4 separate regions of the Mus musculus genome follow, and regions 1, 3 and 4 are each linked to region 2. Evidence: chromatin loops called from intact Hi-C (ENCODE). Cell type or tissue: left cerebral cortex. All regions are shown on one strand. Region 1 overlaps Exoc6b (exocyst complex component 6B). Region 2 overlaps Dysf (dysferlin). Region 3 holds the start of Gm5878 (predicted gene 5878). Region 4 has its middle 110 kb from the start of Gm10445.

Evidence for each region. A loop is a pair of places that touch in the nucleus more often than their neighbours do. Peaks named below come from ENCODE experiments on the same cell type or tissue, not always from the same donor. Only the 100,000 strongest peaks of a DNase experiment are listed, where the experiment ranks them.
Region 1: a loop joins it to region 2, with 5 times the contacts of the local background. A loop is called at or near these places in 15 of 42 quality-filtered maps.
Region 3: a loop joins it to region 2, with 3 times the contacts of the local background. A loop is called at or near these places in 8 of 42 quality-filtered maps.
Region 4: it touches region 2 in a loop (4-fold over the local background); 22 of 42 quality-filtered maps call a loop at or near these places.

Annotation. Positions count from the first base shown.
Region 1 is chr6:84,916,844-84,924,843 of GRCm38, forward strand. The region is part of intron 6 of Exoc6b (exocyst complex component 6B); the gene reads right to left. Among named protein-coding and RNA genes, the nearest start is that of Exoc6b, 150 kb to the right of the region's middle. In left cerebral cortex, a CTCF peak has its summit at 3,181 (motif pointing left); DNase peaks (open chromatin) are centred at 4,307 and 7,069; H3K27ac peaks cover 1,017 bases.
Region 2 is chr6:84,101,066-84,109,065 of GRCm38, forward strand. It overlaps Dysf (dysferlin), which reads left to right. Exons shown (of 55, transcript NM_021469.3): 22 at 798-904; 23 at 5,745-5,937; 24 at 6,982-7,137. Among named protein-coding and RNA genes, the nearest start is that of Dysf, 86 kb to the left of the region's middle. In left cerebral cortex, no CTCF peak of the experiment used is centred here; a DNase peak (open chromatin) is centred at 4,804; H3K4me3 peaks cover 687 bases.
Region 3 is chr6:85,119,347-85,127,346 of GRCm38, forward strand. It overlaps Gm5878 (predicted gene 5878), which reads right to left and starts at 6,748. Exons shown (of 3, transcript NR_168059.1): 1 at 6,244-6,748. In left cerebral cortex, no CTCF peak of the experiment used is centred here; no DNase peak of the experiment used is centred here.
Region 4 is chr6:84,313,584-84,321,583 of GRCm38, forward strand. No RefSeq gene overlaps it. Among named protein-coding and RNA genes, the nearest start is that of Gm10445, 110 kb to the right of the region's middle. In left cerebral cortex, CTCF peaks have their summits at 3,732 (motif pointing left) and 7,182 (motif pointing right); DNase peaks (open chromatin) are centred at 3,733, 5,394, 6,013 and 7,201.

The DNA.
Region 1 (8,000 bases), 820 kb after region 2:
TCCAGTGTTTCCTTGTTTTATCAACAGCCTCCATTAACACTGAACGTCCCCCCGCCCCGAGCCCTATCCACTCATGGACAGCACACGCTTGGACAGAAGAACATCATGACACAGAGATCAAATCTCTACTACCCCCAAAACTTAGGCAGCCATGGAAAATGCAATGCCATCTTTGCAATTTAGTCAACCTATGAAAAGCCTAGTAGAATAACCAAAGTGAATAAAATGTCTGATCCAAATTTCCCACAAAAATTGAAATTTGATGAACAATAGCAGAAAAAGTGTTAGAGAACATGGGACCTATATGCAGTATCTACGTCTTTTAAAGAGTACCATAGGAGAAAAGAACAGAAAAAAGTACAATGAGGCTGATCTGAAACATCAGGCTTTACAAATAGTCTAACTTATAAAAGAATGAATAAGGCTGCTGACACAAATATCTCATAAAAATTAAAGGGTAGACTGAAAGGTTCAATCAAAATAAAGTCACTGAAATTTCCAGTTTGAATTGCCTGTCTGTTACCAAGAAAGGAAAAAAGAAAAAAAAGGAAAAAAAAAAAAAAAAAACACTAGTAAAACCTGTTTCAAAAAGAAAACCAAATTCGTTTATTGTGTTCTCAGGAGCTGGAGTGATTACAAACAGCTAAAGAGCAGCCACTGTCCTCTTTGCCTGACTGCTTACTGCACATTTTCTGTTGTGATGCTTTCTGAGTCCTTTGCATGAACTCAGGCAAAACTTTAAGACATTGATTGCAATATCCACTTGAATGGTGTTATATTCTTCAAAAATAATGTTACAAAAATGCAGGCTTTCCATACAAAGAAAAGGACTAAACTAATAAAATATGACAGCAAGCATGGCTTGGGGCCAGAGACCCATTTGAAACTTATAAAATCTCTCTAAGATCAGAAGGACATATGCTTTCTTCTTGCTAGGTGTAAAACTATACAGGCACACAAGCTTCTGTTTCCAGTTTTAACTTAAAGCCAGGTGTTGTACAATATGTTGAAGGCTTCTATTCATCCTCTAACTAAAACTTAATTTTATTATCACAGCGGGTATCTAGACTACCAAGAATGACCAAATTTACACTCCTAAGTGTATACAGAATAGGGCCTGTAAATAATTTTGACTCTAGAACTATCATAATGTAGTAAATAAAAGTAGGAATGATAAGTGTCACCTAATTAAGAATTAATTTATACAACATAAATATCAAGAAGTATTATTCAATTTATTTAAAAACTCATGTCTTGAAATAGTATGGAGAATATACTTATTATATTAACTTTTTAAAAATCAAAATATAATTTATATATTATGTGATCAAATTTTAATTAAGCAAATACAAGCATAAGGAATTGTAAAGAATGTCTACATAATTTAGATTTCAAAAATAAACAAAATATCTGTAATCTTTAAGGTACCAGACAAAATTTAGAAGATGGTGAAAACTCACCAGGGAAGGTTCAAAAATGCCTGATGCATGAGAAAAAAGGACGTGTGTTGACAGACTTTCTTTTTCTCTTTTTCTTTCTGCCTTTTTTCATTTGTAGCTTATTTGACAAGATAAGGAGTGGCTAAATGTCTCTTTTTGGAACAACAAAAAAACTAAAAAACAAACAAAAAAATCAAGTTATGACAAACAGGAATGAATTTGGCAGAGCCCTGGTTTGGGAGAGAGGTAAGAGCAACTGAAAGGACGAGCAGGACAAGTCTGGACCATGAAGGGCTGATGCTAGGTTGGTCATAAAGACCTAGCGCCCTCCAGCATCCTTCTGTTGAATCAATCCTCAGAAAAATAAACATGAGAGCTGGGGATATATCTCAGTAGTATAGCATATGTAAGAGCCTATATTCAATTCCAAGAACTGCAAAACATATACTTAAAATGCTACTTTCTCAAGAATATACACCATAATCTTAGATTTTTAAAAGGATCCTAAACACAATTTTGAAATGCTACTATGTTATGATTTTTAAAAACAAGCAAACAAACAAAACCCTACCTACTTGGTCATCCTCATTAGCAGCTGACACAAAATTTTTATATCCCTTGTAACTTCCTGAATGATAGAAGTAACAGTGTTGTCTTTTATTATAGTGTTTTACTCCTAGATCCTGGCACAGCATGCCTTAAAACCCTTTGGATTAATAAGTCAGGTGTTATGGTACACCCCTGTAATTCTAGCACTTAGAAAGCTGAAACAGGAGGACAGAGAGTTTAAGAATAATCTTAATCTGACCAGGAAGAATCCAAGAATATCCTAGACTATATAGCAAACCCATCCCTCCAAAAATTAAAACTAGGGGCTGGAGAGAGAATTCCATAGATAGGAATGCTTGCAGTACAAACATGAGGACCTGAGACCCAGCAACACTTCTGCAGAAACTGGAAAGTTCATTTTAAAATGTATAGAGATGCAAGATGTGTTAAACAAACAAACAATTTTGCACAAGAATAAAGCAGGAGTTTCTACACAACTTGATTTTGAAACTCACTGTAAAAGTCCAGAAGACTATATACTATGTGCCGTTGTGACAGACAGGCATGTATACAGAGAAAATATAACAGTACAGAGGAAGAACAAACATATACAGCCAATAAGCATGTAAAAATTTCCAAAGAATAAACAAAAGTGTTTTGGTTTGTTGTCATTTCTGTTAGAGGCTAGAGAAATGGCTAAATGGGTTAAGTACCTGCTAGCATAGGAACATGAGAACCAGAGTTTGAATCCCCAACACCTACATAAAAGTCCTACATGAAAATCAGCCTGTAATTTCCAGGACTGGGAGGTGGGGAGGCTTGCTGCAGCAAGCTGGTATAATCAGCAAGCTCTAATGTCAGCAAAAGGCACTGTCTCAATAAATAAAGTGAGGAGCAATCAAGAAGAACACTAAACATCAACCTCTCTCCTCTATACCCATGTGCACACTTATGCACACACAAATGTAAGCACATGATACACATAAACATGACACAATTAATTAATTAATTACAAATTAGTTACAAATCTAAAAGAGAGGTATAAGATCAATGATACAAAACTCCCATGAGAGCCTGGAGAGATGCCTCAGCAGTTAAAAGCACTGACTGCTCTTCCAGAGGTCCTGAGTTCAATTCCCAGCAACCATGTGGTGGCTCACAACCGTATGTAATGGGATCTGATGCCCTCTTCTGGTGTGTCTGAAGACAGCTACAGTGTACTCACATATATAAAATAAATAAATCTTAAAAAAGAAAAAAGCCTTCCATGAAGGAGAGGCCCTTGGGCCTGAGGGTGCCTGATGCCCTAGCACCCTCCTAGAGGCAGGGGGAGTGGGGATGGGATAGGGGTTTCCAAATGGGAGACTTGAAAAAGGGAAAACATTTGAAATGTAAATAAAGAAAATATCCAATCACAAAAAAGAAAAAAGACAAAAACATAAAAACTCCCATGAAAGATATCAAGAAAAATATATGTAAATGGAGATATATTTTAAGTTTATTCAGTGAACAATGACAAGTTGATCTCAACGCTTCCATGAAAAGAAAAAATGGCATGTAATAGTCAATGAAATACAGAAGGGGTAAGAGACAGGAGTGAGGAGAGAAGGATGCTCAGCTCTAGGGCTTACACTAAAGCTATAGTAATCAAGTCAATATGGGATGGGGGGTCATCAACAGACAGAAAGACAGACAGGAATCTATAATCAGACTCTATACATATAATCAGCTAATCTTTGAAAGGAAAATTAAGATAGTTCAATAGAAAAAGTAGAATGATTTCAATAGTATTAATAGACAGCTACACAATAAAATGTATCAATATGCAAATTTAATGTCATTCACAAAAATGATCAACTTAAATGGATTCCAAGCCTATATATGAAACCAAATTTTAAAAGATAATATAGAAAATCTGGGTAGCCTTGATTCAGTAACATTTTTAGGACTACCACAAAAAGCATGAAAAAAAAAGGTTAAGAGAAAAAGAAAAAAGTGCTAGATTGGAATTTATTAAAATCAATGAAATCTTTTCTTTAAAAGACACTGTTGAGAGAATTAAAAGACAACCCACACCCTGGGTGTAGAACAAAACAGTACAAAGGAACAGTACCCTTACAAAACGGACAAAAGACCTGAACAAACATCACATAAGAGAAGATAAATGGCAACTGAAGAAAAGAAGGCAGAACCATGAGTCATAATGGAATCACTAGTTAAAACAGAAAGGAGGTATTCCAAACCTTTATGACTGAAATCCAAAAAGCCAGTGATGACAGGAAAATGCTGCTGCTGATGTCGTACAAGGAGCTGGCACACTGTAGGTATGCGTATGACTCAATATAGCCACCTGTGAGAAGGCTGGCGGGCTTGTACAAAGTTAAATATGGCCCAAGTGTACTCAACAATTGTGCTGTAGTGGTTTGAGTGGGTAAGGCCCCCACAGACTCATATGTTCGAATGTGTGGCCCTAGTGAGGGGCACTATTAGAAGGTGTAGCCTTGTTGGTGTAGGTGTGGCCTTGTTGGAGGAAGTGTGTCACTGGAGGTAAGATTTGAGGTCATAGATGCTCAGGCTATGCCCAGAGTGAGACTATGCTGCTTGCAGATCAAGATGTAGAACTCTCAACTCCTTCTCCAGCACCATAACTATCTGAATGCTAACATGTTTCCTGCCATGATAATGGAATACACCATTAAAACTGTATGCCTCAATTAAACTGTTTTCCTTTATAAAGAATTGTCATGGTCATAGTGTCTCTTCACAGCAATGAAACCCTAAGACACAGCTATTAAGCTTTTACTAAAATGATTTGGAAATATGAATACATACAAAACTCCTGTGCACAAATGTCTACAGTCCCTCTAATATTTTCTGCCAAAACTCTGAAGCAACCAAAATGACAAACTACAGAACATTCATGAAATAAACTATTCTTCAAAATAAAGACAAACAAACAAGAACAAATACAGAGGAGTCATACACGCACACTGCTGAGTGGGGGCCACAGAGGAGTCATACACGCACACTGTTGAGTCGGGGCAACTGTGAAGGGCTTCACACTATATGACAATCTGGAAGAAGCAAAGCAACAGAGGCCAAATACACTGGTTATTAGAGGTTATGAGTATGCCCAAGTAAAGAACACGAGATTTCAGTAAGTGAACTATTCTTCACAGTGCTACAATGATGGACATATGGCACTGAGCAGATCCACACCCCCAATACTGGACAAGGTACATTCTAACAGAAATTATCAACTTAAGTTGGTGATAACTACCAGTTATAACTACTATGCCTCACTAATGTAAGACACTACACTAAGTAAGGGCTGCATGTAACTCAACAGGCCAGCATATGCTCACCATACCTGAAGACTGAGATTTGAGATGCACACGTGTGCGCACACACACACACACACACACACACACACACACAGGAGATGGGGGAAGTCAGGAGAAAGTATGACTAGAGAACAGAGAGCACATATGGAAACTGTGCAGATGATGATGTAAGCAGTTGCTAGGTCCCTGAAAGCAGGCTGGTGGGACCACCTGTACTAACAAAAGGTACTAATAGTAAAGAACTAAAGAACTCCAAAACTAATTTTTTAATGAAGGTAAAATTTCATATAAGAAAATATATCCAAGCTAATAATTTCTATTGTTTTTATTTTAAAGTATAAGACTATGTGTGGCCTGAGGAAGAAGTCTAAAGGCCAATCAAGAAGAATAAAACTAAGGGAACTAAATTTTTAGAAAATTCTAGAACAAGAGTAGTGTTTTTAAAGTTTATAGCTATTAATTACATTAAGCAAGCCACATATTTCTTCCTCTGAAATAGGAAAGGGAGAGTGAGTACAGGGAGGGAGGCTGAGAAAAACAAAAGGAATCTGAGAAAGCTGTTCTGATGACCTCCATCACTCCGAGATTCTGCTGAAAGCTGGAGGTAAATGGGGAGGGTGGGGAGTGACAGGAGCATCACCACCACAGTGGAGAAACAAAGGCCAACAGTGTCACTCATCCTGAAAGCTTCCTTCCATTGCTGCCACGGATGTCACTGCTTGTGCTCTTCCCCTTGAGTAAAACCATCACACTTAAGGGAACAAGAAAGCAATGAAGAGAGAGGAGTTAGCAGATACAACCTTTTCCCACCACAATAGCAAATCTACTAAGCTGACAAGCCATGTTCACACACCTATAAATTAATCAAAACCTTATCAAATTCCTTCCTTGCTTCAGAACCCTTTTGATTACATAGCATAGCAATCTAACTTGAACCTGAGTCCCCACTAACACCTCATAAGCTCATGGCAAACTGCTTCAGTTCATGAAGGCTTCATGCCACTCCTGTTGTCTCTAGCATTTCTAAGATACCGACCATTTACTCTGCTCACATAGCCAAGATACACCCAGAGGAAAGAGAAATGAACCTAAGATTCCAAAGCAACAGCCTGTTTGCGGAAGCTCAACAGTAACATCAGGTAAAAGTAAGCTTATCTCCTCCTTACTCAGTATCCTCGATTCTAAACTCATCAGAGCCATCAATGTATCAAAGTGACAGCTCATGGGAGATGGGGGACATGCACGGCTCAGACTAAGACTGTGGCTTTAACCTGAAAGAGAATGAGAAAAGAAAGGGAATGAGGAAGAAGGTGGGGGAGAAGGAAGAGAGGGGAGGAGAGAAAAGAAAGGAGGTGATAGGGTTAACTTGTATAAGGATAGATGGATTTTTTTTAAGTACTTTTCTTTTCCACGGGGGAATATCAATAGCCTTTTAAGCACTCTCACATTGAAATGTGTATTCTGACAGTCATGTCAGAGCCTGGATAAAAGCCTTTTCATGGAAATCATTAAAAAGAAAAGATCCAGACAAGAGGCCTGTTTTTGTCCAGGAATGAAAGTGGAAACGAATAACCTCAGCAGCTTTAACCGACGGAGGTGCCTTTCATACTGATGCGGCAGATGAAGCAACCGCTGCCCTCTCCGCTTCCCACACCGAGGCGCCTACATTTTCAACCAGCTGCTGTCTAAAACCTTCCAAATAGCACAGGACCTCTGAGGGTAGGATTCAGAGTGAGCACTGGCAAGAGCAGCCATTTGTGATTCAGAGCAAAGGGAATAGAGTGGCCCCAGAAGGATTCCATCAGAGCGGCCCCTCCTGGGCCCCGACTCCCCGCGTGTTAACCAAGGTCTCTCAGCTCTCAGCTCTAAACTGCTGAATCATTTCACCAGGAGCTGTGTGCCTATCTGCTGCTGAGAAACAACAGTCATTCCTCGCTCTGGCCATCATTTCCTTACTTCCCACTGCTAAATGCTCTGCTGGCCATGATCAGGCAGAGGCAGTGACTGACTCTCCCTAGGAAACTGGAAGGTGAGCCAGCCAGCCTCCAAGGTCACTTTATATTTTGGCTCAAACTCTAGGCTCTCAGCAAAAGATGTTTTTTGTTCCTAAAAGACCACAGAGATATTGATATTTCCCTTCCTCAAGTTAACAACTTTTCAAGGTCTCCCCACATGCCACATTTTCAACACTCACTCTCTCTCATTTAGTATCAGGCCTAATCTGTTTGAATGCTTTTCACTTATATATCCCATCAAAATCATTTCTAAATGATTACTAACCGTGCCAAGGGGGAAAAAAAACTTTTATTGATTAGTCCCTGGTCACTTGACGCTGATGAAAACTGCTGTCACAATGATCTTCTGAGACTCCTCAAATGATTTACTGGCTTTAACCATCTTAGGAAGAAGGGTAACACAAAATCCGAAGTTGGTGACAATAAAATAAATCCCAGAGAGCCTGGAGGTTCTCCCGAAAGCTGGTGTTATTCATAGTCTCAACACCACTAAAAACAAAACAAACAAACAAACGAACAAAAACATAACAAACTGTGACTAAACTCTGGTTTCAAATCCTCAAAGACACTTACAAAAATGTTTTTCCTCTCTCTTAAAATTAGGGAAATCATTGAATCCTTCAGAGTCCTTCAGAACACTGCAAAAACAGAAT
Region 2 (8,000 bases):
GGGATGAGGGGCAGCATGGGGAAGGTCGGGCTGATGAGCACAGTAGGAAGGGAGGCAGAAAGGCAAGGAAGGGGCAGTGTCCCTGAAATTGGCAGCTGCTGGTGGTGGGCAGCTAACGCCAGCGGGGGAACTTGGAGTTGAGACTGCAGAGTCACTGTCCTGCTGTCCTCTGGACTCCTCATTATTCTACCAGAAGACCACAGTTCCCCGACAGCAGGAGCTGAGTCTTCTTCCTAGGGTTTGTCCCCCAGGGTGGAACACATATCACATGCCCTGACGTGTGGAGAGGGCTACTTAGGAGACTGAGGCAGCTTTGGGCTGACAGGTATTTTGGAGTTGGCCTTCCAGCCCAGGACCTTGCCCTAGGAAAAATGCCCAGAGAAGGGGATCAGATGAAATGCAAGAGAGTCAGCTCTGGGAGTCTGCTCTTTATGTCTATTGGTGGCTGCATGACTGCTGGGGAAACTGACCAGTGTTGTCTCAGAGAGATCCACTCCCCTGTGGGGACTCAGGCCTGGTGTTGAGGTGGCAGGTGGGAGGGGATGCATTCAGGCTGTGAAAAATTTCTATTTAGCAAAGGACCGCCTCGTGTCCATCCATGTGTGAGACTGGGGATCTGGCTTGAGAATTGAGCCATGGGGATGCGTGGGGCATTCTGGAAGGTTCTGGAGCCAGATTGAGTCTGGCTTTGCCTTGTCCTGCTCCTACTATCTATTCCTTTCTGGCTAGGTAACAGGGCCTGGGGGTTGGGTCCTGCTCCATGGTGATACTCCTAACCTAGGGATGCTTGTTCCCAGGAAGCTAACCTGGAGCAGGTCCACTTGGCTCTGAAGGCACAGTGTTCCTCCGAGGATGTGGACGCCCTGGTGGCTCAGTTGACAGATGAGCTCCTTGCAGACTGCAGGTAGGGGGTCCTTGGCACCTTCAGATGCCTCTCCTGGCTCAGCCAAGGCTGTCTCCTCAGGAGTGTTCGTGTGTGGTGGTGAGCAGAAGCACGTCTCCCAGCCACGCTTGGCCAGCAGTCTGGCCGGTGCTGAGCCCAGAGGTGCTGGAGCCTGCACCGGGAGTTGAAAAGGTGACGTTCAGAACAGGTCATAAATCTCCCCGCAGCAGCAGCAGCAGCTGTGGGCCGGGCGGGCGACCGGCTCACCTGAATGGGACGCATTGTGTGTCTGATCCCCGACCTCATAGCTCCCTGATGGAATCTCCAGGAGAAGCTGGGGTGGGGGCACCCCTCCTTCCCCCAAGGCCATGTTGTCGGGGACCAGGGTTTCTGTTTAGGCTTTCGCTGCACACAGATGATTGTCAGCTTCAGGAAAGGGGGGGTCTGGGAGTGAGGAGGAAAGGGACTGCGGGTCAGCGGCGGGGGCTCCCCTCAACATCTCCTCCACTCCCAGGAGGGCTAGCGGTAGTGTTTCCATGGGAGCTTTGAAGTTGAACTTGGCGTGAAGAACGACTCCTTAATAATATCTAATCAACAAAGGAGTGGTACCGTGAGGAGGCTCGAGTAAAAGGAACCGTGATTACCACAATGACAAATGCAAGGAACCAGGAAACCTGCCCCTCGCCACAGTCGGCTGGTTTTCAGTAGCCCTGCCTCTGAGGGTCCTGGTTTCTCAGTTATGCAACAGACTTGGTCAGAACCACTCTCCTGAACTCTCTGGGGTTCCGAGTGAAGATAGCCATCTCCCTCACCCTATCTTTTTCTTTCTCAGGCTAGCTTAGCTGGAGAACACAGTTGAAGGGCATCAGAGAAATGCTTTCACTATGAGATATGTGAAACTGGTGGCTAGGTGTTTGCATACCCTGGTTAGGAAGTGATCCCAAGGAAATGCCCCTGCCCCACCCTAAACAGATCATTCCTCCATTCTCCATACCTTCCTGAAACCAGGCTCAGCCCTAGCTCTGTTGATAACTTGAGCCCTCTAGGTAGGATGTGAAGCGAGAGGCATGGCCTGTGGGAGCTCAGAGCAGATTCAGACAGTGGAACTCAGGCAATCTTCCCAAAGAGATTCCTTGTGGAAATGCAAAGGTCGGACGTGGAGAAGACACTCCCCAGACCAAGGCATGTAGCCCTAAAATGCCTGCCATCTTCAGGGCTACCAAGGATGGTTGATTTCTAGCAAGGTGGGCTTTAGGGGCTCTGCCAAGGAGAGCTCAGGCTTGGGTACGCTGAGGAAGAAGGAGACTCCTGGGCCAGATGCTTGCTGTGCCTTCAGGACGACAAGAGAGGAGACATAGGGCTGCAAAGTGACCTAAGGTACAGGCACCTAAGGCAGGAGCTGGGGAGGGTGGGTGTGGAGGGAGCAGAGAGTAGCGCAGAGTTTGCAACAGGCACTGTGTGGGAAGTTTGTGTTTATTCTAGTCACCAAGCAAAAACCTCTGATCATACAATTCTCTGAGGGACAAATAAGGAAACCGAGGCACACAGAGATTGAGTGACACACCCAGACCCACATGTCGAGTAAGTGGAAGAATATCCCTCTGCTCCTTTGTTGTAGATAGGACATGGGGCCCTGGAGAGGCACCCTAGCTATGGCCACAGCAGCTGGGTGGGCTTTGGGGCCATTCTCTGAGAGGCTTAGCAGGAGGGGAGCAGAGTGGGGGCCAGGTGATGAGGCATCAGGAAGTGGCCTTGGTCTGGGGGAGGAGGGAATGTGGTGCTGGAGGGGGTCACACAGGGCACAATCATGGGGGTAGCATCTTCTCTCCCTGTGCCTTGGGTGTGCCTACAGAATGGCCGCTGTGCCTAGTGCCCAGTGATGCCACTTCTGGACAGTGGCTGGCAGAATATGGGTTTCTGCGTACTGTTCATGGTAATTGTGGGGTGGAACAGGCAAGTCTGTGGGGCTGGTGGGATCCAATCCCTAGTCAATCTGAGGTGCTGGGACATTGGAGTCTGTGGGACTTGCTCCCAGGCTGTCTTCAGTACCCTCTTAGGGAGGATGTATCTGGAACTCTGTCAAGCCAGGCTCTTCTGCCACTGTCCTGAGGCAGGAGGATGCCCAGGCCTCTGTGGGGCATCAGTCCCGGGACAGGAACCTGGAGTGGGAATGGGCTCTCATCTTCTCAGGATATTTGTCAGGACCACGGGGATCCATGACATGATTTGACATGGATCAGGAAGGGACTCCAGATCCATCCCTCCAAGCACCACTTGAGGCTGAAACCATGCTTCCTGAGGCTTGGGCATAAGCAGGTGTCATGGCTGACCTGGGCTGACTCCCTGCTATCAGCCTTATTGTCTCTAGGTAGAATCCTTCCCTAGCTCACTCTGAGCCTCCCCCAACCCCTGTCACCCCCTGCACCAATGTACCAAAGCTTTCTTCTCTGAACTCTGGGCTCACTGGGTCTCTTCTGCATGCCCATCCTTCTGGTCTGGGCCAGGCTGTGTCTAAGGCCACACATGCCCCCCCCCCCCCCCCAGACTCCATCACCATCTCCTGTCCACTCTTGGATCTATGGGTTTACCACTTTCAGAGATCACAGCAGCTCTTACAGCCTTCATTTCTTCTCCTGTCCACAGCCCAGCCTCCCTCCTTCTTTCACTCCCTCTTCCCTCCCTCCCTCCCTCCCTCCCTCCCTCCCTCCCTCCCTCCTTTTCCCCTTCCTTCCTTCCTTCCTTCCTTCCTTCCTTCCTTCCTTCCTTCCTTCCTTCCTTCCTCCCTCCCTCCCTCCCTTTCCTCCCTCCCGCCCTCCTTTTCCACTTCCCTCTTTCCTTCCTTCCTTCCTTCCTTCCTTCCTCCCTCCCTCCCTTCGTCCCTCCCTCCCTCCTTTTTCCCCTCCCTCCCTCCCTCCCTCCCTCCCTCCCTCCCTCCCTCCCTCCCTCCCTCCCTCCCTCTCTCTCTCCCTTCTTTACCTGGAAAGGATTGTTTTCCCCACAGGGTACCTAATAACCCTCATCCCTTCTGAGTGTGCTGGCTTGCTGGACCCTCCCCATCCCATACTGCACCCCTTGCCTCTGTGCATTACTTTATGCCACCATGCCGTTCCAGCAGCTACAAGCCCTTCCTAGCATCCTGCACAGGAATAGTTCCTGCCAGCCCTGCAGGTGCAGATCAGGGCCACTTTTCCCCCCCCCCCCTGGGAAACATTCCAAGGCTGCTCCTGTGGGGAACAGCAGGCTGCCTCAGTTTTCCCTCATGAGAGGGCAAAATTGGGGGATGGTCATCTGTTTGGACTCAAGAATGAGACCAGCTCATTCTCCAAGGAATGGCCCTGATAAAATCACCGACTTGGTCCTCAGGGACAGGTGGTGACTTGGTGAGCAGCCGGCTCTGCTCCCTGGTGTTAATGAGCCCTGCTATGGCCCACCTTCCATTTGTAGGCAGGACTAAGGGTGCAGTTTTCTCCTCAGACTCCCTTTCTGTACCCCAGTATTGGACCTTTCTGGGGGGTTGAGAAAGAGCCAGGACATCTTTGAGTGGTGAGAACTTGTCTTGGGGAGTCTTGGTTGGGTGGTCTGCTGGAGGGTCCCCTGTAGCTTCTCCAGCCCTCTGCTCTACTGTGCGCCAGGGCCCCTCACCCACCACGCACGCACGGCCTCCGCCTGCTGCTGCCGCCGGCCCGGGGCTGCCGTCCGCGGCACCCTCGGGGCAGTAAATATTATATTACCACAGGGTGTGCAGTACGTGACCTGAGACGGGCCCCGGGGCTTAAGTTTCCCCGAGATGGAGCTCGCGCACCCGCTCCCCCCACCCTAAAAATTCAATTAAAAAAAATAACAGGAAAGACGCAGCGCGCCGAGGGCCTGCCAGAGCGGTGCCGCGGCGCTCCGGCGGTAATTGGTTCTGCATAGCTCGGGGAAATTGGCAGAAAAAATAAATCAGCCGGGAGCCCGGAGTCCAGACGCTGCGGGGAGGGGGCGGGGGCTGCAGCGCAGAGCAGGCCTGGCTCAGCGTTGACGAATGTCCTGTTTGAGGGCAAGGGCTGGGCCAGCTGGAGGGTCCTGCTGGGGAGGGAGAACTGGAGTTCGCCTATTCTTTTCTAGCATTTCCCTTGGGTGTGCACATCCAGTCCTGGGATGCTGAGGAGTTTCCGTCTGTGGGGCATTTAGAGAGCGCCCCGTGTAATGAGTCCGGGATCAGAGATCTTTGCCCCCACACACGATGGAGTTTAACTTAACTCCTCACTTGGGCTTCAGCACTGTTATTTGAGGGCCGCGGTACCCTAGCTGTGCTCAGAAGGCTTTCCAAAGCTCAGGATTCTGGGAGGGCCGACTCCGGGGCAGCCAGAGTGGATGCTTCTGTATTCATGGCTGCTGGCCTCCCCACAGCGTCTGCAGTAGCTAGTCAGGGGTCCATAAATTTCCTTCGTGGAAGAGAGTGTGCGCCCAACACAGAAGGGATTTATTTCAGTGTGGGACAACTTAGCCTCTGCCCTCTGCCCTAGACTACACAAGGGGGCAGGAAAGAGACCCTCTAGGTCCTCTGAGAGCTTGCAGTCAGTGGGGTAGGATAGGGTGGGGTGGGGTGGGGTGGGGTGGGGAGTACTCATACAAAAGAACCCACTAGACTGGAGGTTGAGGGTTATCCCAAAAAGGCTTATGCCTGGGAATAAGGAGGTATGTTTCAGAGTAGAAGGACCAGGTTGTATAAGGAAGGCTTCCTGGAGCAGGCAGGTCCGCGATGAGGTGAGTACCCAGTAGGCTGGCAGTGGGTAAGGACTTATGTATACAAGCACCTGCCTCTGTGGTGTGTATAGATAGCTCTGGTGAACAAGCGCATTCCACCTGTCTCTCACAGCCAGCCCCTGTGTGACATCCACGAGATACCTTCTGCCACCCACCTTGATCAGTACCTGCTCCGGCTACGCACCCGTCACCTGAGCCAGATCAAAGAAGCTGCTCTGGCCTTGAAGCTTGGCCATAGTGAGCTCTCCACTGCCCTGGAGCAGGCCGAGGACTGGCTTCTGCATCTCCGTGCCCTGGCCGAGGAGGTAGTGAATCTTGTGGGGGCCTTTCTTCAGCCTTCCTGCCTCCTGGAATGTAGACCAAATATTTACTCTGTGGTACATTCCTGGGTCTGTTGCTAGGTGACCTTGGAGCAGGTCGCTTAACCTTCTGAGCTCTAGTATGCCCATTTGCAGGACACAACAGCGTACTTACTGGGCATTACGGTGTCCGACTCAGAGTCTAACACACAGTAGATACTCAATAGGTAGGCCCTAGCCTATTGAGGGATGCTAGAATAAGGCTGGTACCAGAACCCAGGGTGTCTGGCTCTAGGTCTCATGATGAAGTCTGTTTCCCCGGAGACCCGACTCCTTCTGGGCTACTAGTTCCTGTTTGTAGGAAATACGGGAGGTGAGACAGGATGGTATCTGGGCACGTACAGGGAGATGGTGTCTGAAACAGAGGGCTGTAAAAGGGAAGTGGCAAAAGCTGCTTGGAGAGGGATGATGAACCTTTTAGAGTTTCCCTGGGCAGGGTGGTAGGCATATGGCCAGTTCTCTGGATGTATCTTCATAATGGTTGGGATGGTCCCCCAGACTGCTGACTGGCAGCCTCTGAACCCTCGCTCCTGATCCTACCCTCTTCGCTGAATTTATACCGTGGCTGAGAGAGGCCAAGGGCAAGTTCTCCTCAATATCCTTTCAGTTCCTACCCCCAAGTCTGGGACCTCCGTGTCTCTGAAGAGCCCTGAGAAGGTGGTGAGGAGCCCCTGTTGGGTGGTATCTACTCCTCTAAGCCTACAGAACTTAGGGTCCTAGAGTCAGCAGGAGGAAGAAGGAGGAACATCTAGCAGACCACATCTTCCCTGCTCTGTGTAGGAACATCTTCCCAGAAAGGCATGGGCATCTCAGAGACATTTGTGGGAGCTCTCCTCTAAGCTAAGGGCCAAAGGCAGGGCCCCGAGTGAGCAGTGTGGGATGGGAGCTAAGTGAGTGAGGCAAGACCTTTGTGGCCTTTGAGTCAGAGATCAGGCATGACTCCGTCCGTACATGTCACCATCCCCACCTTGACTGCCACCCCCTCTCCAGCCCCAGAACAGCCTGCCGGACATCATCATCTGGATGCTGCAGGGTGACAAGCGTGTGGCCTACCAGCGGGTGCCTGCCCATGAAGTCCTCTTCTCCCGGCGGGGCCCCAGCTACTGCGGCAGGAACTGTGGGAAGCTGCAGACCATCTTTCTGAAAGTGAGTATTCTCTCTGCTGGGGTCACTATAGGATTTTCTTAACACAAGGCCTTTCTTCAGCTTTCTCTGATTCCCCCACCATCCAGTCCTATTCTGGAAGGAGTATTTGAGTAAAATAACTTTCTTTTTCTTCAATTCCTTCCAAACTCTCCAGATTCCATACAGTGAGTCTAGGAGGCTTGCTGGTGGGTGCTGGAATGTGGGGTTGGAATAAAATAGAAAAACAAAGTGTGGTGGCACTTGCCTGTAATTCTAGCACTTGGGAGGTAGAGGCAGGAGGACCAGGAGTTTAAGACTATCCTTGGCTACACAATGAGTTTGAGAACATCAAGAAGAAGAACAACAGAAGGAGGAGGAGGAGGAGGAGGAGGAGGAGGAGGAGGAGGAGGAGGAGGAGAAGAAGAAGAAGAAGAAGAAGAAGAAGAAGAAGAAGAAGAAGAAGAAGAAGAAGAAGAAGAGAAGGAGGAGGAGGAAGAGGAAGAAGAGGGAGAAGAAGAAGAAGAGGAAGAAGAGGGAGAGGAGGAGGAAGTAGAGGAGGAGGGGGGAGAGGAGGAGGAAGAGGAGGAAGAAGAGGAGGAGGAGGAGGAGGAGGGATGAGTAGCAGCAAATTAAGGGCCATGTGTGTGTGTGTGTGTGTGTGTGTGTGTGTGTGCGCGCGCTTGTGTATGTTTATGTGTATATTCAAGACTTTATTGCTTACTGGGGCTGGTCTCTTTCAAGAATCCTTCCTGGCTTCTAAAATGGCCTCCAGCTCTTCCCCAGTGGCCTCAGCTACTGCTGATGAAGGGAAAGTGAGTGGCTGCTTGTGGAGGTGCTCCCATCCTTTTCTCTGGGCAGATGTTAGGTCACAGAGCCCAGATGGC
Region 3 (8,000 bases), 1.0 Mb after region 2:
TACAGAGTAGGTTCCAATTGGTGGCCTGGCAATGAGATCCCAGCTTTGTCAGCCCTGTGGGTCACCTGGATGTCTCACTTCTATACAGCGTGGGACCAGGCACCTATCAGAAGTCAGGGCAGATGGCCCTGCACTGGGGAAAGAAGAAGGCCGCCTGAGTCAGTTCTAAGAGTAACTAACCCCCCCCCCACACACACACACCACCCTTATTCATTACATATTTCTTATGTATTGTAAATAAATAACATTGTTAAATGGGCATTTTGTTGTAGGGTTGTTTTTTTTTTTTAATTTAAAAAGGTTTATTGGTTCCTGGTGAACTTCATTCATATCATAGACCCCAATCTCACCCACCTCCTCCTCCCCTCATACCTGCTTCTTTCCCTTGCAACCTTCCCCAGCTACAGAGAAAAAAAAAATTCTTGTGGAAGCTGCAGTGTCTCACAGGGTCTTCCGCTTTATTCCCTTCTGTCCACACATCTTTGCTTGTAAATGTTCACTGCGATGACTCCTTGATCCAATGTGAAGCCTCTGCTTCTGCTATAAATAATGAAACCTCACTGGGACTCCTCTCGAATCCACTGATCTTGCCCTGCGTCATGGGAATCCTGTAGTTTTGGATCTGTAGAACCAGCCTCTTAGTGCACTCCAGTAGTTCGCTGATGTTGGGAAGGACCAATTGAAAGCCCTGGATCAGGGCCTGAAAGATTTAAGACACTGTCAGCCTTGGGGTTCACATGTGCTCCATGCCTTGGGGCCAGATCACCTTCAACTTCAATAACTAGTGCCAGCTCTACCCTGCTGCCCAGGTGAGGTGCAGGGACTGTCCCTGAGTGCTGCAGCCAGTTAGGGACATGGCCAGTTCTCCCACTCAGAATCCTGTGGCCAGCTTTCTTGTCTGCCATAGATGGTGACAGAGGAGCAGAGTGTGTGTCTCTGCCTCTTACCAGTGCCCAGCAGACAAGCAGCAGGTGAGAGGGTTGGGAGGGGCAGGGACAGTTCTCCCTCTCTCATGAGCCCAGAGAAGCTCTCCTGCCTGCTTTAGGTGGCTAGGGACTAGGGTGGTAGTCACTGCTGCATAACAGACGAGAGGCAGGGCTAGCTCTCCCATGTGCACATCCTCAGGGCCAGCTCCCCTGTAGCCCTGCCATCAGGGTCAGCTCTACTGTGCTGCCCGGGTGAGGGGCAGGGCCAGCTCTCCTGCTCTCATGACCTCTTGGAGCCAACTCTCCTCCTGCCTCCATGGTGAGGGCAAATACAAGGGAAGGGGTCTCTCCCTTGCCGTGCCAAGGCACAGCAGACAAGAGGCAGCCACACTCATGCCCTCTGGGCCATCTCACCCACAATTCCCACATCTCAGTCCAGCTCTGCTGTGCTAGCCAGGTGAGGTGCAGGGATTGCTCTTCCAAATCCTGCAGTCAGCAAAGGACAGGGCCAGCTCTCCTGCTCCCATGACCCCAGGGCCAGGTCTCTTACCTGCTGCAGATGGTGTGGGCTAAGTACGGAAGACATACCTCTCTCTCATCTACACTACCACAAGGACACTAATGGTAGGGCCAGCTTTTCCATGGGGCCAGCATCCTAGGGGCCAGCTATCCCCAAACTCCTGCACTGTTTGGGCCCCTGAGTACTGTGGCTAGCTCTGGGCATCTTTATGAGACTATCCTGACTTTCACTTTGTCTAATGTCTCTCAGCTGCCCTGGGAAGGTTTTCATCAGGGTGGCCACAGCTAAGTTGATCATGTCTAGATGTGCGGGGTGTGTGTGCCTGTGTCCTGCCAACTCCCTCTTCAGACTTCAACCCCAACACAACAGTAGTAAGGTTTGTGGCCTCACAAGCACTAGGAACTTGCCACAGAGCAGAACAAGGTCTTTAGAAAGGCCTCGATAGACTGATTTCATGCTTTTTCTTGACCATCTGGGAATACATACACAGTACCATTTAGAGTTAGAAAGCAGCCCCGTGCCCCCCAATGGAGGAGCTAGAGAAAGTACCCAAGGAGCTAAAGGGGTCTGCAACCCTATAGGTGGAACAACAATATGAACTAACCAGTACCCCCGGAGCTCGTGTCTCTCGCTGCATATGTAGCAGAAGATGGCCTAGTCGGCCATCATTGGGAAGAGAGACCCCTTGGTCTTGCAAACTTTATATGCCTCAGTACAGGGGAATGCCAGGGCCAAGAAGTGGGAGTGGGTGGGGAGGGGATGGGGGAGGGGATGGGGGACTTTTGGGATAGCATTTGAAATGTAAATGAATAAAATACCTAACTAAAAAATTGGAAATGATAAAATAAAAAAATCACACACAAAAAAGCAGCCCTGTGATACAGCCAATCTGTTGGCCTCTTGCTCTTGCCTTGCCATCAAGCAGATGCCCAAGCAATCAATTTCTGTTGTTTCTAAGGACAAACTAAGGCATTTTGAGAGCAGAAGGGCATAGGGTGCCAAGGAATTGCTCTATCTCCCACATGTGTCGTTTATAGAACCCTGACTGGCAACTGATTTCCTGATCATTTTGAACATGTCATCCCACTGTCTCAGGATCCTCGGCTTTGGTGAGAGGCCCCAGGCATCATGGGGAACATGGGATGATTGGTGTCACCTCCTCTCAGCCCCCTGGGTACTCTCATACTCTGGAGGGAGGGAGTCTTGGAAGATAGTATTTTGCAACAACTACTGATGTAGGCAGGAGCTACCAACCTTTAGCACCCATCAGTCTGAGTTTAAGAAAAATAAATAGAATGCTTTGAGTGTAGACGTGAGTTATTACAAAGTTATCATAAAGGCTGGGTCCAGTGAAAAGCAAAACACTGCCCATCTACCTGCCAGCGAATGTCAGAGACCATAACCGATGGAGGGCCAAGGCTCCGGAGCGCAGTGTCATCCTTGAGATTCCTTGTTTGATTATCAAGGAGAAAAGTGTCCTTGTTAAAGTTTAGGTGTCCCACAGAGTTTCAAGTGTTTGCCACCTGGTGTCTCCTCTGGTTGGAAAATAGCCCTTGGGCAGTGGGCCTAGCAGAAAGAAGTGGGTCACTGGACAACCTGGGAGATAGACATTTGAATGTAACCAGCCCCCTACTGCCCCACTCACCAGAACAGCCTTCCTGTCCTTGGAGAGAAAAAAGGTAGAAAAGCTTTTTTTCTGTGCCCAGCCACGATTGGCCCGTTCCTTGCTCTGACCTCACAAGGAACCCTGGTGAGGATTGACAGACACCTGTCCACTTACAGCTCTGGCTGAGGCTGCCTGCTATCCTTAGAGCTGTTGGTTGGTTGGTTGGTTGGTTGGTTGGTTGGTTGGTTGATTGGTTAGTTGGTTGGTTGGTTGGAAAGCGATTGGAGTTCGACATTGCTGAGAGATTGTACTTGGACTTTCTGGAGCTGTTGGCCCCTGAAAGAGAGAGTTTCTCTCCACCTGGGTGACTTTGATTTGCTTTCTTTGGTTGGGTTTGTATATTTGATGCCTTCATTCTTGTGTTTACACTTCCATGGTCTTCATTATTTTCAATTTTACTTTTTAAAAAAAATTTAAGTAATGCTTTTAAGTTAGAATAATTCATTATTTTCACTTTATGAGTATTTTGCCTCCATGTGGTCTGAGCACCACATTCCTGGTGCCGTCTATGGAGTCAGATTTTCCGGAAATGGGTTACAGGTGGTTGGGAGCCACTCATTTCACACTTGGTATTAGAACATACACATAATGTAATTGGGTTTTTATAGAATCCAAACACTCAGGACAACTGCCTATAGTTCCACTTCCAGGAAATCTGGTGCCCTCTTCTGAACTTCAGAAGTCACATAAATAAAATTACATAGATTTTTATCACTATTTTAAGTGTCCTGCAGTGCCTTTGAGTGTGCTGTACGGGTGCCCTTAGAGTCTAGGTGTAAAGTCTCCTGGAGCTGGCGTTAGGGCAGCTGTGGATCACCGGACCTGTTCCTGAGAACCAAATGCAGGCTTCTGAAGGAGTAGTAGAACATTCCTCCTCATGTTTCCAGAGCCAGCTCCCGAGCCTGGACACTGTGGGTTTTGGGGTGTCTGTTGTCTTATCCACTTCCCTTGAACCTGATTGTCTTGGTGCCTTGGCTCCCAGTGCTTGCCGACATCAGGCGAGAGGACTGTTGTCCTTCCCAGTGAGCAGCTCTGACTGTCTGTGATCCGTTGTGTTTTTTCAGTTTGCAGTTGGTCCCTGTCAACCAGACCTATGTCATATTTTGTGTCAGCAACTTTTGGAACAACTACAGGAGGAACGCCAAGCCGTGAGATTTTGGCCTGGCTGCTACAGTGATTCCTGGGCAGAAGCTGATGAATAGCTTTGCCATACTGCCCTACTGTCACCAGAACTCATTCAAGCTGAGGACTATGAGGGCTGCCCCAGCAGTATCTGCAGTTGAGTGGTCTTCCTGTTCGTGGCCGGGCACTTGCCTTTCCAAGGCAGGTATTTTGCTGACCTGAGGCGGCAGATCATTGCTGCAAACTTCAGCATTCCTCATGTTTCCACCCATATTTTTGACATCATCATCGAGGTGCTGGTGACCAGTCCCTGCAGGAGGGCCCCCATACACCAAATCATGACACACCCCTTGATCAGGAACACCAAGGCACACTTACCACGTACTTCCACACAGAGTTTCCGAGACACCAGAGCCCTAGCAGTGTCAGGACCAAGGAAAAGGGATCGTGGAGTCACCCAGGTGGGTGCACGTCCTCATTTAATTTATCCATACTCCCCCTTGTCCTTTGTGACAAATGATGAGTGTGCCTACTTCTGGCACACATACAACCATAACAATCTATCACTTCAGAAAGAACAATTCCTAGAAACCCACAAAGGGACATCTCATGTTTGTTGAGTCAGAAGTTGTTATCAGAGATGCTGATCAGAGCAGGGAGAAGAGGAGGTGGAGGCATGGCCAAGGGAAGCAGAGAGTCCTTGGAGAACCACTGGAGTGCTATGGCACTGCAGGGCCAGCCAAGTAAGTCCTGCGTGTTTCAAAGTCACTAAGAGCCTCCTTTTGTGTCTTTCTGTTTTGAAGTCCTGAAGCCCCACTCTCTGGCTTGTGAGCCCCCACCCTGGGTGAACTTTAGAGGTTGTTCTATGGGAAGTACCTTGCTTTGCTCCCTGTTTTCTTGTAGGGAACACGGTCTTCTTCATGGAGTAGACTTCTCTCCCCAGAGAGTGGGAGGCTCCCTAGTCAGCCTGACTTACCTGCCCCAAAGTGAGCTCCTGGGTTGACAATGAGGACTTCAAGTGCTCCCGTGGCAGGAAATGCTTAATTTCCCTATGGAAATTCAAAATGCTGGGGTCCAGTCTCTACCAAAGTAGGATCTAAGCAACTGCTATAGGAACCAAGGCCAACCTTTTTCTTTTTTCTTTGTCTTTTGTTTTTATTTTTTATGGGTTGTTTGTTTGTTTGTTTCAGTGAAAGAAAAGTATAAAGCCAAGGAAGAAAATTAACTTCAATGAACACAACTCTCTTTTCTTTAGGAAAGTCAAATAACATGTGTGTGTGTGTGTGTGTGTGTGTGTGTGCGAGCCTTTTGGAGCGTATATTAGCAAACCAGATGCGGCTGCAGACAGGGTGGGGTAAGTCTAGATATGACCTTAAAAGCCCTCCTCTCCCACCTCCCACTCAAGAGGACGGTCCTAGCAACCGGGTGGGCTGGCTCCTAGAGGTCAGTGGTAAAGAAAGCCGGTTTGCTGATCCCAACCTTTGCCCCATTGTGGGTCAGGGATGCCAATGTGATTGGGCAAAGTCTGGCGTAGGATGCTGAGAAACGTCCCAAGACACCTGAGTGAACGCACCACGCTGCTCTGCTTCCCACAGAGCCAAGGGTTACAGGTGGACTTTTGCTGCCCACAAGCACCAAGCGATCTGGTGACTACTAGAGCATAGTAGTAGTTACAGCTCAAAGCTCTGGAGCAGTAAGGGTAGAGGGCCAGCACTTTCGGGGATGGGACCCGTTTAGTCATAAGGGAGAATAAGGTTGGCCAAAGGAAGGTCTGAAAAAGCTCTTAGGCTGCTCTATGCCTTGTGTCTTAACTGGGTTCATTCCTTGGAAAATGTGGCTGTCCCAACCACACTTCCTGAGTGGGAGAACATGGCAGACCAAAGGCTAATCGCCTGGGAACAATGAAGGCTGATCCCTAAGCCTTGTCCTTAACAACTTCTGTACAGCCCCTGCCACCTCAAGAATCCTTCCCCGCATCCCTGGGTCAGGAACACAGCGTGGACACTTACCCTGGAAGTGGAGGCCAAAGAAGCGATTCCGAAGCAGCCAGGGGTGGAAATGGAGAGGGTCGCAATGCTGGGCGCTGAAAAGAGTGAGGGGGTTGCGGGGAGGAGGAGCCCAGCTGGTGTGCCGGGTGCACCGTCATCATTAAGTGGTTCATGGCCTAGCGAACACCAGCTCGGGCAGTCCATAGGGCAAGTGGCCCAGGCGGCAGTGGCAGAGAAACCACTTACAAAGGCCGCCTCGGCCGCACTGGGGTGAGTTAGTTGAGCGCCATGGGTCTGAGCGGTTCCTTTGAGGTGGCCACAGCCAGCGGATGGGAGCCCGCGCGCCCCACTACCAGGACTCCCATAGGTGCCACCATCCTTGGCCACCAAAAACTTGGTGGGGAAATCCTGCTTGCTGGAACACCGTCGCGGCCACGACTAGAATCGTGCGAGAGCCCTGGCACGAAGTTGGGCAACTGCGCACCGCCTAGAGCCTGCGTGGTCCCTGTGGCCCCCGGGGAACTCTGAGCAACCGCCGGAGCGCGCGCTGTGCGTGCTACTGAGAACCTCTTCTGGGGTCCTCCTGATGCGGCACCTGCCCAACGCTCGGCTCGCCGGTTGGCCGCCTCTCTGCTGCCCCAAAGAGGGTGGGTGGGGGGAAGGGCGAGGCGATGGATTGCCGGTAGAGAAGTGGTCCCCAGTCCAAGGCAAAAATCGGACTGGAATATTGGTGCATGCTCTAATATCCTCTTCCTACTCTCCTCTCTGCAACTCTGCCCTTTAGCCTCAGCGGCCATCGAGTCTGAGGGGGCACACCTGCAGAGCCTGGGCTTGAGGAAAAAGATCAACCACTCTTCTAGTGTGAACCGTAGTTGATCCCCTCCCTTCGTCCTGGGATGTCTCAGTTCTTAGAGAACTTGGATCCAAGTTTAGGAAGGCTGTTTGGAGTCCAGCCTAGATTCTCCAGAGAATCTGGTCGGCGTTCACCTAACCTAAGGGTGCCTGCTACTCCACCTTTTGCCTCTGGAATCCCATTCTGAAGCTGAGGTGCTGTTCCTGAAATTTCGCGTTTAATGGATATTTAGGGGAACACTGCTTCAAACAGGATGTGCATTCTTTTCCCAGGGGCCAGGTTTGCACTGGGAAGGAGCCACAGAACCTAGCTCTCCACAGCGCTCCCTCAGCATTTCATGGTGCTCCAATGCAGCAGGTCTGCCAGGTCCCCTCTCCTCCCGCTGCAATAGTCGATGACAAGGCCAAAATAGGGTCTTTGGGTCACTGTTTCCTAAATTGGAGCTGTCCTTGTTGTACACGTGGCTCTTAAGAGGACAGGCCAGTGGTCCATGGCTGGCAGAGGCAACCTGGCCTCTTGGACATGCGACCTGGGAACAAACAGGTCGACCCTCCTGCTACCTAGAACTGTAGGGCATTTCCCCAATCTGCTCAGGTTTCTTTTGCAGGCATTAAGGGGAGAAAAGGGCTGTTGACAGTAGAACTTATACTCTGCAAATTTTCTACCCCAACCTTCCAGGGTGCTGGGGCTAAGAGGGCTCTGAGTTAGGGGGTCCTGACCCAGTAAGTCCTTGTTCGCCCATGACAGGGAGGAGACATAGAAGAATTCTGCTTTCTAGTCGCTGTCCCGTAAGTGATTCCGACTAACCAGAGCACATCCCGGAGTGCTCACTTCAGAGCTGGGCCCCCTGAACCCTGAAGGGCAGTGGAGTCTACATCCTTTACAACTCTGAGGACTCCAGGCCAGGTCCTGGCAGCAGCCCGTG
Region 4 (8,000 bases), 210 kb after region 2:
AGAGTATGTCAGAGGCACTCTCAGCTGTCCCTGGGATCCTGAGTCTGTAGGTACACACATTCACGTTTGTCTGTTTGCAGTCAGCCTGCATGAAATTTTCTGAATCTGTGCACAAATGCCCATGAGGAAAATACACACGTGTGCCCCATTCATGAACGCATGTGAAGTGGTGTGGAGTCACACATGCCTGCATGTATAGTCACAGACGGACAGGAAGATTTGGCTGTGAAGCTAAGCTTCCTCTCTGCCTCCCCTGCATCCCCAGTCTCCCTCGCCCCTAGATCTCAAACTCCATCCCCCTGGGCCCTGGCAGATGAGAACAGAGAGTCCCCATGTCTTACTATCTGGGATGGTGGCTTCTGTTGGAATCTACCCATCCACCCCCCTTTTCCTGACACAAATAGCCTGTGGAACAAAGGGGACCGGGGCTTGGATTATTTACACAGTCAACATTAGGCAAAGTTGTGGTCTATTTAAATTCTTCTTTATTAGGTCGGGAAATTCCATGGCAACTACTCAGGCAGCTAGGAAACCTCCAAGACTTAAGCTCCCAGCCTCCAACGTGGCTCCCCATCTCCTCTTCCCTGATCCTGACTCTCTGACCTCCCACCCCACCCCTCACTGGCACTTCCAAGATTCTGCCTTACTCTCCCTTGCTTTGGTCCAAGTTCCCTCTTCAGTGCCACTCCTTCTGTCTCCCCACCTGTACCCCAGACCTCTTATTGATGCTGTCCATATCTTCTGAGCTGAAAGGGCAGCTGGATACCAACCTTACAGGTAGCATCTACTCATACACAGTATGGGAAGATGGGGAAGGAAGGTGCAGCTTGTGGTAAGATTGGGAATATGGTAGCTTGGCCATACTAGTATGTTTTGCTTGTGTGACCAGGACTCAGAGTCTGAGTTTGTTCAAGGTTAACTGGATTGGCTATCTGAACAAGGAAAGACACTTCCTACCAGAGTGCTCTAAATGCGTTCCACTGGCAACCTGAGATGTGTAAGATGGGATGCTTGTACTTAAGGGGTGTGGAGTCAGGGTGGGGGAGGTGTCTCTGATATTGTTCCAAGTAGCAGTTGGAGCCTGTGGTTGGGCAGCAGATTTGTCTGATATGAAGTGGAAAAAAAGTGCCAAATATTAGGTTCAAGACGATGAGGCAACGTTGGGGTCGGGAGAAGGTGAGGGGTGGGTCAAGTAAACAAGTGTAGGGGCAGTCTGTGAGGTTATTACAAGCCCCCTAGGGGGAATCTGAAGGGAAGCTTAGAACTACAGAGCTGGAGCCCAGTGAGAGCTGCATTCCTCAAGAGTTCTGCTTTGAGACTCAGAACCTGGGCTTCTCCTTATTACCCCAGCTCAGAATTTGTACCTGCCATGCCTATCTTCAGGAGACATATATTCTGGTAGTAAGGACTCTCAGTAGAGTGACTATAGAGAGCTGAGGGGGCTTAGCTCAGAACTTCCAGTGACCGCTTCAGAGTCTCTGGGGCAGCAGTCTCCGGCAAGGTACCAGTGACCTGTTACTGCTGACTGCCCCATGGTAGTCTCTAGCTCTGGTAGAAGCTGTTAGCACTGATGGGGAATGCTTCCTCTCTGGGGAAGGAGGAGTGGCTGTCCCAGGTCTCAACCAGCCACCTCCATCTCCAAACAGCAGCAGCCGGGTGGCTGGGGGAGAGGGTCCAAGAGCTTGCTACCCATTATCACCTCTCTGTGGGCCCTGCCCTTGAGGCCTGTCCCTGCTGCCACCTCTGGGTCTGTGTTTCTGATTAGCGGGCCCAGCTGGGCGACATTAGTTGCATTTTTCCAGGATGAATCTTGGTTGTGACTTCCTGCCATGGGTCAGAACCAGCTGCTTGCCTCTGCTGCCTGCTTTTTGTGCTACACCAAACACCCTTATTCCCAGGAGGGCATGGGCTCAGGGTGCAGTCTCCTGGAGTGGGGAGACTCTACTCGCCCAGCAGAGTCTGGTATCCCTTCCCTATGTGTCTTGTTTAGGAGGCTGATTAGGACCCAGACCTTGGGACAGTTGCTAGCCGCTGGATAGGGACACAGTAGAATCAGGAAAGGCTCCAAGGTCAAGGGCATAATCTGACTCTGAGGAGACTACACTTCCTCCATGAAACCACAGACTCCACACCAAGTACCCCAGCTCTCTTCCTTCTGCTTTCTGGTGCTCTCGAGGAAAGGGAAGATGGTGTTTAACCACGGGATAGTGAGCTTCCTTTCCAACAGCTGTGTAATTATAAGCATAAGAGAGAAAGTCTTTACATTCAATATGAGCTGAAACATTTGTGGGGTCTTCAGACCCCTTAGTATGGTGGACGTCACCTGGGTAATCCTCACAGTTTTTCCTCAGGAACACATGCAGGCCTGAGTGACAGTGGGCCCAAAACCAGTGCGAAGCCCACTTAGTTCCCTGGGCATTGGTTCAATTGTCTTGTCTTGAACCCAATCAAATTCTGAGGGCCTCAGCCCTCAGCAACCAGCCCGGTGGTGCCTCTCTTTGTCTCTCCACTGGTGCCCCATTGACACCCTACTTCTTACAATTCATTCCTTGCTTCTTAGCCCATCCCCACCCATGGCTCACACTGTGGACAGGGACAGGGCTTTGATGCACAAAGCTCTCTGAGACCTCACGATGCTGTCTACATTCTGAGTATGACATCCATAGACAGCAGCCCACTTCTACATTCCTACAGTCTGAGCATGGAGAACTCTGGCACGTTGCTGGGATGAGCATGCACAAGAATTCAAGCTGTAGATTTTATGGGGGAGGCTTTGGAGTCCTCAGGAAGTTGAGGGGACTGACTTGGTGTGGGGACAAGAACGCGGAACTATCCCTGGGGAGGAAACCCTGTGCCTCAGAGTAACAGGCAGTTGAAATTCTGAGCTGAGAAAAGATGTATGCAGACATGCTGGGTGTCACACACCTGGGGGTAGGGGGAGGGCTCAGGCTCTGGTTATGGGCAGGAGCCACCGGGAGAGCATCAGATGCTGCTATGAGCCTAGGGCTACCATAACTGGATTTTGCTGGGCCACTGTAGAATATAAGGTTCCCATCCCATAGTCCTTGCAAGAAGTCTCTGCCTTCTGCTGACCCCCCAAGATGAGCACATTCTCTCTAAATGTCCCCAGAGGATTCCCTAGTCCTCTGAGGTGTATAAATGGGGCAGGAGACAGAGTTCCTGTCCTGGAAACTCCTGTCCTGGTGGAGAAAGTGTTGTCTTTTTCTCCTGAAGTGACTTTGGGTTATGACACATTGACATACAAGCCATAGTCTCTGTTGCCCTGGAACTAATGATTTCTTCAGTTCTTTGGTTGTTTCAGGCAAATGTGAGCTGGCTTGTTAATAATCCACGAGGCCTTGCCAACAACTACATTTGGCTCCCTGAAGACTATGAATGAAACTTATGTCTGTCTCATGGTCAAGGATGCCTCGCTGTCCCCTGGATGGACAGTGGTGAGGGCTGTGTGTGCAGCCAGTACTGGGAACACAGTGTTGGTTTCCCTGGGCCATGTCAACACGACCCTGAGACTGGGTGGACCCAGGATGGAATTTTGCATGATTGAGAAATTCCCTCATTGAAAGACAACCCTTCCAGTCTCTATCACACACCTGCTAGTTAACTACAGGTTCATAAGTGTTATCTACTCTGGGGACACAGGCCAAGCCAAACAGTTACTGTAGGTCATCCTCCAAAGGCAGGTCTCCCAGGGTTTCTTTGAGCCCCCTGGTGGTCACTTCAAAGCTGTGCTGTCATCCCCAGGGCTTCTTTTCAGTGAAGGCCAGTGTTCCTTCTTGTCATCCCTACTACTACTGACAGACTCAGGATTTTCTTGTATGGTTCACCAGCTATAGGACAACAGTCAAGGGTAGGACCTACCATCATCTCTCCGCAGGAAGATGAGCACCATTCTCACCCAAGCTTGCCTGGTCCTGATGAGAATAGTCACACTGTAGACTTCAGGGCTCTGCTGAAGTTTCCTCCTCCACACCAAGGCCCTAAGGAGGAAGGACCACAGACCAAGACATACCATAACTGTTGGGAGCAGGAGATGGCATCTTCTCCTGCCACAGGATTGGGGTTCCTCCTGCCATCTAACCTAAATGGTCCAGCCCAAGTAATCTACTTTGAGATGAAGGCCTTTATTGTGACATGCAAACGGGGAGAAGGGAAGCTGCCCTGCACCTTGGATGAGCACACAGTTCCCTCCTTGAGTCTTCTGTCTAGCAATAGAGGCCTCAAGGAGGTGGAGAGGACCCTGTATCCTCTCCATGAGCAGCTATCCCCTACCGCCAATGACATTCCAAAGCCACTCAAGTCCTAAAACCAGGGGGATCTAGCTCTCCAGGCATTCCTGGGTCTGGAGCCCCGGGCATGGTTTCCAGCCTTCCATAAAGCTCCATGTCCTGCCTCACCACAGAAACCAGCCGCACGGACTTGTCTCATGGCTTGTGCAGGGATCAACTCTACATGGATTCAGTTTAGGCTTTGGTCCTTCAGTGGTCTGTGGGCCTGTCTACCTACTCTGCCCTGAAAAGCCTCCCCTAGCCGGAGCTAAAACCCCTGTGCTCCATAGTCAGCCCTGCACCAATCACCATTCCAACACAAACCTCCACACTTTCCCAAGAACTCCCATAATTTATAGATTCAAGGCGGTCCAAGTCCATATGAAGAGTCAACTTTCCTCCCAAGGAGCCACTTAGTCCAGAAAGAGAAGGAAGAAGGAAGGGAGGGAAAGGAAAGAGAGGGAGAGAGGGAGAGAGAGAGAGAGATGGGGAGTGGAGGGGGGAGCTGGGAAGGATATGGAGGTGGGAATAACAGTTTCTAAAGTCTAGTTGGAATGTGAGGGTAGCCAGCTGTCCACAGGACAGAAAACACAAGTCAACAACAGCTCCTAGCTTATCCTTTCCCAAGGTGGGAAAACCACCTTGTTTGATTTTGGTTTTCCTCACAGACAAATTCAAGACATCTTCTTCAAAGAAGCTCTGAAAAGTTTGAGACATTTAATGTGTTTTACACTCCCCCCCCCCCTATCTAGTTTAACTGTTAGTGTGATCCAGGGCAAATGAGAGGTCCCTGCCCCACATCATAAATGAAGAAACTGAGGCTTGGGGAGGTAATATTGTCACTTCTCCCCTAATGACAACAGAAGGATGCAGCATCAGGTGTGTGAGGAACAAGGGCACCCCATGAGGATGGAAGAGCAGCAGGAGAGCAAGTGGCCTCCAGGACCCTGAGGCCAAGCCAGGCAGCACCGGGATGGGAGGAGTTAAGTGCCACACTGCAGAGACAGTCATTCCAACACCCCACCCCCTTTTCCACTCAGTTGACCTTTAAATTACAGCATCAGCTGCCTTGCCAGACACACTGTGATTTCCCTCACTCCATCTGCCGCGCCTTTCCCCTGGCACAGTCTCTGCCCTCCCTCCCCTTCCTCCTCCACACTCTCTCCTTCCCATTCCGATGCCCAAGCTGCCTCTCTCTGAGGCCCATTCACAAAATCCCAGCCATGTAGTCAGGCCTTGCCACAGGTGGCATCTGGGCCATGCTGGGGCCTGGTGTTCCTGATCTCTCTACAGCCTCTGTCTACTGAGAACCTCTGCCCAGGCTACTCCAACCCATCCCTATCTAAAATCCCTATCTTCAAGAGCCCTCTCTCCTTCATTGTTCCTGTGGACTCTTGCTGTTTCTAGTTTGCCCTGAAGTCTCCAGCAAAGATCTTGGCTCTATTTGACTAAAACCCTAAACACACACACACACACACACACACACACACACACACACACACACACCTCTCTCTCTCTCTCTGCATATATATGTGTGTGCTCATGTGTGTGTGTGTATATACGTACTTTTGCTACAATGTAGAACACAGCAGACATTAAATCTTATTGGTTTAATTTTCTTTCAGATAATAGTACAGGCTTTGATTTAAAAAAAAAAAAGCCATGGAAAAAGTGTTAAAGAGAAGTGGAACATTAATCAGGGAGCTCTGATGAGAGGAATGAAAGTGTTTCCCTGAGAGGCCAGCATGTGCAGCAGCTGTGTGTGGATATTTAAATGACATTTTTCATATGTTGCCATAAAAAAATCTCTTTGAGTCGATTCTGGAAATATATTCCAATTTGCTACAATGCCAGTGGTTTTAAAATTATTTAGAAATAAAATGTGTTTATGATTTCGGCTGTACTTTGTGTATTGTCGGCTTCGGGCCTCTTTCCTCAGAGGAGGGCCTCGCTGATTTCTCAGAAACTCCGGCTTGTAGGACAGAAGCTATGAGCCTGGGGGCCCTAGAGACCAAGGCTGGGCTTTGTTTTCTCCATAGCCTTTGGCTAGCTACATCCCCTGCTCTGGAGGTTTCAACAGAGACAGAGTGGATCCAGGTGAGAAGCGAAAGGTGACAGGGGGTTGTTTATGTATCAGGGAAGTTTGGGGATTTATTTTGAGAATGAGAAAAAGATTTGTGTGTAGTCCTAAGTCTACATACATTGATTAGGCTAACTCTGATCTTGGAGTGATCCACCTCTGCCTCCTGAGCCCTGGGACGGGGCGGCAGGTGTATCCCACCATGCCTAGGTGGTAAAACCTTTTGAAACGATGTGATTTATGTTGTAAGTCAGACTGGAGACTCCTGGACTCCCTTAGAAGCCTACGTTTGGCAAGAATGAATCTCAGAGTCAGCAGCCCTATCTAGACTTTCCACTGTGAGACCATTGGTCCCACAGGGGCTGTGAGTGTCAACTCCTGTTTGGAGCCAGTTGGGATGGGAACTCTCTAGACTGTGCCCTTGCGCCCTCTCCTCGGGATCCCTTCCTCAGGGCTCCCTAGGGCCTTCCAACCAAGCTCCTGCCCTCTCAAAGGCTGGCTTCTCCCTCCTGACCTAGCTTTAGCCATCTTTGGGAATGTTGGCCAGCTTAATGCTAGGGAGAGGAGACTCCTCAGTGGCCTTTGGACGGTGCACACTAAGGTTTTCCACACTGGGTCTCCTGGCCACAGGTGAGGCCAGGCAGCACTTTAATAGGATTCCATAAGGAAAACAAACCCCTTTCAGGCCTCCTTCAAGGTCAGGAAGTCAAATGTCTTGGAGGGTGTTCCTGTCCTCCCACCTCCCCAGGTTGCATGGCCCCAAGGCTTTCCTAGACTGGCCCAGGGCCCTGCTTAAGAGTTGGTTTTGTCACCACTGACCAGTTGGGGGCACACTCTCCTTAGTTTTCTGTCTCTGCCTGGCTTGTTGGTTGGACCTGGAAGGAAGGATTGGGTGTTGGGTCCCCATCTCTTCCAGGGACTTCTTAGAGGGCTGTGGTGCAGCAGACCCACTTTGACACGGTCTGCCCTGGCATTTCACAGACTCTTGCACTGCCCCTGCACCCTTACCTGCTCTTCCCAAGAGAAGGTGTTTCCAGATGGAAAGGTAGACTGGAGGAGGGGAGCTATTCATGCAGATAGAGGCAGAGGCCCCCCACCCCTTACACACACCGGTCCCCTTCCCTTCTAAGCTTACTCTCCTCCTGTCCCATGTGTGTACACCCAGATTGTCTGCCAAGGATCCTCCGTCTAAGGCTCTCTCCCCTGGTAAGGCTCCCTTGTGTGAGCCAGCTAAAGCTCTCCTTTCTGTGCTTCTGGCCCCAGGAAACCTTGTAGCTGCAACTTGGGGAGGGTTGTGTCTAGCTTGCTTTTGTCCAGCTATGGTCCCCGTTCTGTGGGCTTGTTGTAAGGGGGACAGTGAGGGCAATACTGGGAGCAGGTGGGACACGGAGAAGATTCTAGAAGACCTGGAACAGGTGCAAAAAGAAAGCCTATGTTAGGACTAACTGGCGGGTTGCATTCAGAGGATGTGTGAGCATCGTTCTCTTGTCTGAGATGATTTGAATGAGCTATGAGAGGAGCCTATTTGGTTTCATCACCTCAAAGACAAAGTATATGGAGGCGCAGGGAGATGGGCTTGTGCCTTCCTCTGGAGACAGTCTGCCCCTATGAGATGTTAAGATTTCATGCGATGT